Linked DNA regions of Homo sapiens: region 1 is linked to region 2. A link is a contact called in ENCODE Hi-C or POLR2A ChIA-PET data. All regions are on one chromosome and are shown on one strand. The core of a region is the stretch at or near the end of the contact, and the rest is flanking DNA. Distances in the headings are between cores, read along the strand shown. Region 1 overlaps GGA1 (golgi associated, gamma adaptin ear containing, ARF binding protein 1). Region 2 holds the start of PICK1 (protein interacting with PRKCA 1).

What was found. A loop is a pair of places that touch in the nucleus more often than their neighbours do. ChIA-PET counts read pairs that join two places held with the same protein, here RNA polymerase II (POLR2A). Pooled maps may share reads with other maps.
Region 1: a pooled map shows a loop between it and region 2 (8-fold over the local background). The contact joins the enhancer-like site here to the promoter of PICK1 in region 2. A Hi-C loop is called at or near these places in 2 of 50 pooled maps. POLR2A ChIA-PET finds 5 or more read pairs at or near these places in 2 of 52 experiments (B cell and activated naive CD8-positive, alpha-beta T cell).

What each region holds. Positions count from the first base shown.
Region 1 is chr22:37,631,457-37,634,727 of GRCh38, reverse strand. GGA1 (golgi associated, gamma adaptin ear containing, ARF binding protein 1) reads right to left here. Exons shown (of 17, transcript NM_013365.5): 15 at 2,563-2,732; 16 at 2,213-2,323; 17 at 1,164-2,127. The coding sequence ends at 2,017. Among named protein-coding and RNA genes, the nearest start is that of SH3BP1, 6.6 kb to the left of the region's middle. RefSeq lists enhancers at 301-390, 1,171-1,330, 551-1,424, 1,691-1,750, 1,931-1,990. Within about 2 kb of position 1,512, at least 35 of the 41 ENCODE cell types and tissues checked have a DNase peak (open chromatin) inside an H3K27ac peak, as active enhancers do; they include B cell, where a contact is called at or near this core.
Region 2 is chr22:38,055,755-38,059,062 of GRCh38, reverse strand. PICK1 (protein interacting with PRKCA 1) reads right to left here and starts at 1,659. Exons shown (of 13, transcript NM_012407.4): 1 at 1,476-1,659; 2 at 1,213-1,310. The coding sequence starts at 1,253. RefSeq lists enhancers at 958-1,581, 1,826-1,885, 1,582-2,207.

The DNA of each region.
Region 1 (3,271 bases), core at 263-2,762, 420 kb after region 2:
TTCAGGAGACATCACAAGTGTGGAGGCGAGTCCTGCAGGGTAGGGAAGGGGAACAGGAACGAGGCCACGTGGCTGGGACAGGGTGTCTGGAAGCCTCCAGGGGCCAGCCTCTGTCTGGAGGGCTGTGCCAGGGTGGGAGTCCCACTGTAGGGATCTGATAGGAGGCTCCCGCAGGGTGCAGCTAATGCCTCTTGTCCCCTCAGCAGTAAGGCGGACATGGAGGAGCTCTCAGCCTGCGCTTTCAGTGTGGGCCCAGCAGAGAGGGGCCCCTTGCTTGCTGATGAGTGTTAAAGAGCACACACGCTGGGATGCGGGTGTGCTGGGCAATTCTCCAGCATGTCACAACTATATCTAAGGAGAAGGGTTCAGCGGCCAAGTTCAGATTGGGAAACACTAGATTAGACAAAGTGAAAATGGCTTCTTAAATGAGGGACTTCCCAGGGTCTGTATGGGCTCATCTACTCAGGAGAAACCGTGCGCAGCCTCCCTGGACTCATCTGAGCAGGGAACACTTTCCTGCAGAGCCACACGCAGGGCTGGCCTCCCACACAACAGGGCCCATCTGCCTGGACCAGCGCCCCCTCGCTCCCAGCTGTGTGGCCTCGAAGCCACGCCCAAGCTTGGACCCCAGCCTCCTGGTTGGAGAAAACTGATAGCACTGTGTGGGGGAGAGCTGCCGCTGCGAGTGGCAGGGGCCCAGCTCAGGGTCCCTGGGTCTGCTCCCAAACAAACTGCGATTGGTGCTGGGCAAGGGAGTGATGTCTGGGGGGAGGGAGAAGCTGGGCTTGGACTTCCCTCTGGGGTGCTGCAGCATCGAGGTTGTGTGGAGGGCTGAGCACAGCAGGAGGAAGTCGTGAGCAGCCAGGGGCCTCCCCCTCGGTGTCTGTAGCAGCTGGGGCTCCTGCCAGGCCCTGGCGGTCGCCCACTTCCAGCTGGGACGGTCCTGGTCCGCCACAGCCCAGCGCCCTCTCTGGTGACTCAGCACTGGCCACAGGCCCCTTTGCAGGGCCTTTTCCGGTGCAGGGCCCGGGGGGTGGTGGGGAGGGGGCCCACGGCCTGACCTCCAAAGACGGAAGTGGAGAGGTCTACAGGGCAGCCCTAGGGAACATGGACTCAACCCCTCCCATCTCCCTCAACCTCCAAAGGGCCACGAGAGCAGCTGGTCCAGGAAAAACGACGTTTTATTTTCATAAATACTCCTGCTCTCACTCACACACTGACCCCACTTCTGACCACGGACAGATGGATGGACAGACGTAAGACACCCATAGGAGGCCCCAGCAGAGGCCAATGAATGAAGGAGACACACCGAGAACTCTAGGTGCCCCACAGCCCCTCGCTGGGGCCATGGGCCTCTGGCATTACCCTTGAGCCCCCACAGTCCCTCAGGGGGCCCAATGGCAAAGGGAAACCCCCAGGAGTACGGGCCAGGTGAGGTTCCCCCAGCCTGGCCCCCTGAGGCTGTGACCACAGGGCCAATCCGGAAGAAAAGCAGAGTCAAACCACACACCAGAGTGCAAATAGCTGGGGGTGTAGGCGTCACCCCCCAGTCACTGGGTTCCTATGGAGGAGGCCTAAGCTGGTCCCCAGCTCCAGCATGGCCCCCGAGTTATGGCTGGGCCTTCCCATAAGGCATAAGAGACAGGTGGGGAAGACCCCACCCCAGCTGGGGTTGGGGCTGGGCCTGAGGTCCTGGCCCTTCCCCAACAGCTGTGCTTCCTCCCCATGACCCAAGTTCTTCCAAGGCTACACAGCCCCTCCCTCTCCAGGTCCCGGTGATGGAGACCCCAGCGGCACAAACCCAGGCCCAGCCTCCTACTGGGTTTGGCTCAGCAGGGGCGGGGCCGGAGCAGGAGGGGGAAGAGTCACTTGAGGCCTACAGGGGTGTGGGGAGAAGCACCAGGCCTGGGGGTGAATGGCCATGGGCAACAAAGGGTGTCCTTGGCCACCAATGCCTCCCTCCAGGCTGGACAGTGACCGGTCCCTCTGCCCCTTCCTCTCCCCAGCCCCTCTGTTCTAGAGGCTACCCCAGGTTTCAGGTGGGGGGAACTGGTCCACATCCCCCATCTCGTTGTAGGTCTGGTCACCCATGGTGAAGGTGAGCTTGTAGCGGAGGCGAACCTTCTCCTGGGGAAGAGATGGCAAAGGCAGAGGGGTCAGAGGAGGAGAAGTGGCCGTCCCCACCCTGCAGCACTGCCTGGGGGCCCCTTACCTTCTGGGGGTTGGCAAGCAGCAGGACCTGGGTGATTGCTGAGGGGTGGACGATGGGGTTAAAAGCTGGCAGCTCCGTGCCCGAGGGTGGCTGCAGCTTCACCTTCATAACCTGTGGGCAGATGGCAGGATGGGCACAGCTAGCCCTGGCTGCTTGTCCTGCTCTGAGGAACCAGGCCCAGCCTGCCAGCTCCCCTCCGGGGATCCTGGGGCTCAGTCCTTCTGGTCCCTTCTACACCAACCACCCAGCAAGGGAGGGAGACCTGCCCCCTGACAGGTGGCTCCCCACCCAGCTCCATGTCACCCTGCCTTGAGAGGAGGGAGGCATGCCCTGTCCGACTGGCTTGTCACCTTGGGGACAGCTGACTGGAACACGATGTTGCGGATGGGCTGGGGGGCGGTGCTCAGCATGGAAACCACCACCACCAGCACGTCGGAGCGCCCTGGCAGTGGGTCCCGGGCAAAATGGAAGAGGATGCGGAAGCCGTGCTGGTCATACACAGTCACGGGCAGGATGTTGCCTGTGGGAGAAGGTGGGAGGGCGATGGGACAGCTGAGCTGCAGCACATCCGCTCAGCCCCCAGCCCCCACCCGGCTGGCCTCAGGAGCTGGCTGCTGTACTGGCAACAAGAGCAAAGTCCTCCTTTGGGGCCTTACCTGGACCCTGGGTGGCAGTGCAGGCAGGGGCACAGAGCGGTGCCCAGAGAGGGCAGGTGAACCCCCAGTCTGATAGTGGAGGCAGGACACCCACCCCAGAGCCGAGTCACAGCCCAGCTTCCCCCGATGCTGTGTGGCTGCTGCCTGGAGTGCTGGGGTGAGGGACTTGGTGAGGGTGAGTCTCACGCTGTGTGACCTTGCGGCAGTCACTCCCCTTCTCTGAGCTCAGGGTTCTCCTACTGGTGAGAGGGGCAGCTCTGCCCACTGCTGGGAGACACTGTGGGGGTAGTGTCTTTGGTCACAGGGAGCTCATAGAGGGCAATGCTGAGGACCACCAGGCCTCATGTGTCTGCTTGGGGCCCGGGGCTGGGCCATGGTCCCCTTACTGCTCCTGGGCTGGAAA
Region 2 (3,308 bases), core at 410-2,909:
GTGGGATCAAACCCCAGCTCTGCCATTTATCAGCTGTGGAACTTGGTTTTTTTTTGAGATGGAGTCTTACTCTTGTTGCCCAGGCTAGAGTGCAATGGCGCAATCTCGGCTCACTGCAACCTCCGCCTCCCGGGTTCAAGTGATTCTCCTGCCTCAGTCGCCCAAGTAGCTGGGACTACAGGTGCCTGCCACCACGCCTGGCTGATTTTTTTGTATTTTTAGTAGAGACGGGGTTTCACCATGTTGGCCAGGCTGGTCTTGAACTCCTGACCTCAGTTGATCCGCCTGCCTCAGCCTCCCAAAGTGCTGGGATTACAGGCGTGAGCCACCGTGCCTGGCCAGCTATGGGACTTGGGTAAGTCAGCCTCTGTGCATCTCAATTTCCTCATCCATAAAATGTGGATGAGCACCCTTATCAGAGTTCTTCTAACCATGCATGGAGGGCACTAACAGCAACCCAGTCCATAGCAGGCACTCCATAAAAATAGGTCCCCCTTCCCTTTCATTTATTCGATCTCTGAGATTTGAGCCAGGTTCTGTCCTTGTCACCTTATCAGGCATCTATGTAGTATGATGGCCACCTACTCCAGGGAGTCTTCCTCTATTAAACTGTCCACCTCCCACCTCTCAACTGCTCGATTACCTCTCGGTTTCCACTATAAATTAGCATTGACTGGTGTTTTATGATAAGTACTCACGCTGATTCACTTATTCATTCAAAAAACATTCGCTAACAACCTACTGACGTCAAGTCCCTTACTAAGTGCTGAGCATAGAGAAAGGCATTGCACCCACTCCTTGATCTGAAAGAGGATATATTCTAATGGGAAAATCTGTCCTACTAACAACCTATGTTGGGAAGGAAGGGTGTCTACAATATTCCTATTCAACCTTCAAAACCTGGTTCAATTGCTACGTCCTCCATGAAGCTTTCCTTGACCATCCCAGCAGAAGCACTGCTCCATCTGCTTTGCTCTTCTTGTCACCAAGTCATGCTAATAGTGCCCTTATGGCACTGAGCTGTGATTATCCCTTTAACTGTCCACAGCCCCCTACAAATAGTGAGCTCCTGGGAGAGCAGGGTCCATTGCTGCTTCAGTACAACAACTGATCCACCGCTGAGAAGCAAGGGTCTGTGGGACTGGGAAGTCCAGGGAAATGAGGAACTTGGGGCTCCTATACTGCTGGAACTTGGGGGAATAAAATACTCACAGTTTATCCTCTTCGATGTCATAATCCAAGTCTGCAAACATGGTTCCGAGAGTTGGAGTGGGCTGGCTAACTGCCCAGCTCGGTAGGGGAATGGGGAACTGGATCCGGGAGAGAAAGGAGCATAGGATTTAAGGAACCCAAGTGCCTAAATGCCAACGCCACCCCTCCCTCCACCACCTCATACGGGACAGCAGTGCCCTCCTCTTCCCTCTGGAGTGGGATGGGACAGTCTCCGGGTGGGGGGCTGGGTAGGTGATTCTTACTAGGTACAAAGGGGGGCTCCAGGCCAGGGCGATAGGCTCAGATCCCAGAGTCCGCCCCACGGGTCTCCAGGCCCTGGGGAGCTGCCTCTGTCGCTCACCGGAAGCGTTGGTCCCACAGCCGGGTCCCGGCCAGGCTGGTACCTGAACCCACCTGCCGTTCCACCTGGCGGTGGCCGCGATTGTCACGTCACTTCCGGCAAGACGCGGAAGTCCCGGCTTTCCCCCCACTGGATATTTGCTCCAATCCCTGCAGACAATCCTTCCCTTCCCGGCTCCCGGGACGCTCGGAACCAAGAACGAGAACAAGTATTGGCGGAAGCTCGCTGTTAGTAGGAACAAGCGAAAACAGAGGAACGGTCTGGACAGGCTGACAGCGTCTAACCCCGCCCTTTGCCCTGCCGCCGCCGCCATCTTGGGAAGGGCAGGGTTTGTCCCAGCTTCCTCAGCTGCACTCAGGGGCCCGCGCCGGCCCGGCGGTTGCCATGGCAACGAAAGCATCCCTGAGCCGGGGTTACCTCCGGCGAGGCTCAGTGGACTATAAACCCCAAGACATCATGCCCTTTCACCCCTTCACCACCTGGGCCTGTGACTCCCCTACTAGAATGGCCCTTTGAGGTCCCAGCCCATCCCAGTTTCGCCAACTTAAGTGCCAAAGAGCGGGGAGTGATTTTGTGCGGGGCCACACACAGTTGGTGTAAGATCTGGATCGTGGCCCTGAAACTCCCGCCGCCTAGTCTAGGGATCTTTGAACGTCCAAACACTAAACAGAGAGCCAGGAGAGGTGTATTCAGTGGGTCTTGCTATTAAGGACAGACTGGACATGCTCCCTTCCCTTTATGTGCCTCAGTTTCCCCATATGTAAACCAAGGCCATTGAGGTAAATGCTTTCTATGGTATATGGTGAAAGGTTTCTCACACCCCCTCCTCCTTCCTTAGTCCTGAGGAGCAGCCCCCCTGGGGTCCCAGGGAGGGTCACGGTCCGCATGTACCTGAGGCTCGGGAAATGCTATCAGTGCTCCCCAGAGTCCGAATCTTGTCTCCTCGCCAGCCTCTGCTGCCACTGCTATTGTGTAAAGTGGGTTCCCTGGGGGAGGTTGGCTCTCCCAGAGCCACAGCCAGGCATCCACCTCATCCGGCAGCATGGGGCCAGGCCCATCCAGCTTGCTTCCCCAGCTGCCCCAGGAGCCATGGAAGAAAGATACAGAAGGATGATTATCCACATATCCCACGGCCGGTGGAAGCCCCGCCCTACTCTCTCCTTAGGTGGCTAATTGAGTCCGGACAGATGTGCAGAATGCCGTGACAATAACAGCCTTCCCACGTGTCCACTGCTCTCCTGTGAGATCACTTTCACAGGATTTGAAAGCTCACCACCACCCTGTGAGAGAAGACCAAATCTTGCCAGCCACATTGTGCAGGCAAGGAAACGGAGGCCCTGGGAAGCCTCTTCCTCTGGTATCATAGCGGCAGGGCTGGGGCTGGGAAAACCAAGCTCTGTTTCCAGGCCAGAATTTTGGTTTCAAAAAGCAGCAGTCTAAGGCCAGGTGCGGTGGCGCACACCTGTAATTCCAGCTATTTGGGAGCCTGAGGCAGGAGAATCGCTTGAAAATAGGAGAGGGAGGTTGTAGTGAGCCGAGATCAGGCCATTGCACTCCAGCCTGGGCGACAGAGAGAGACTCCGTTTCAAAAAAAAAAAAGGCAGCAGTCTCCAAACCCAGGTGCCTTAACATGGATTGTGGCTCTTCCAGCCCATGACCATGCTAGCTCAGGCCCAGGCTCTGCCATTTTGTAGCTGGGAGATCTTGGGTGAGTCGCTGTCTCACTCTGAGCCTC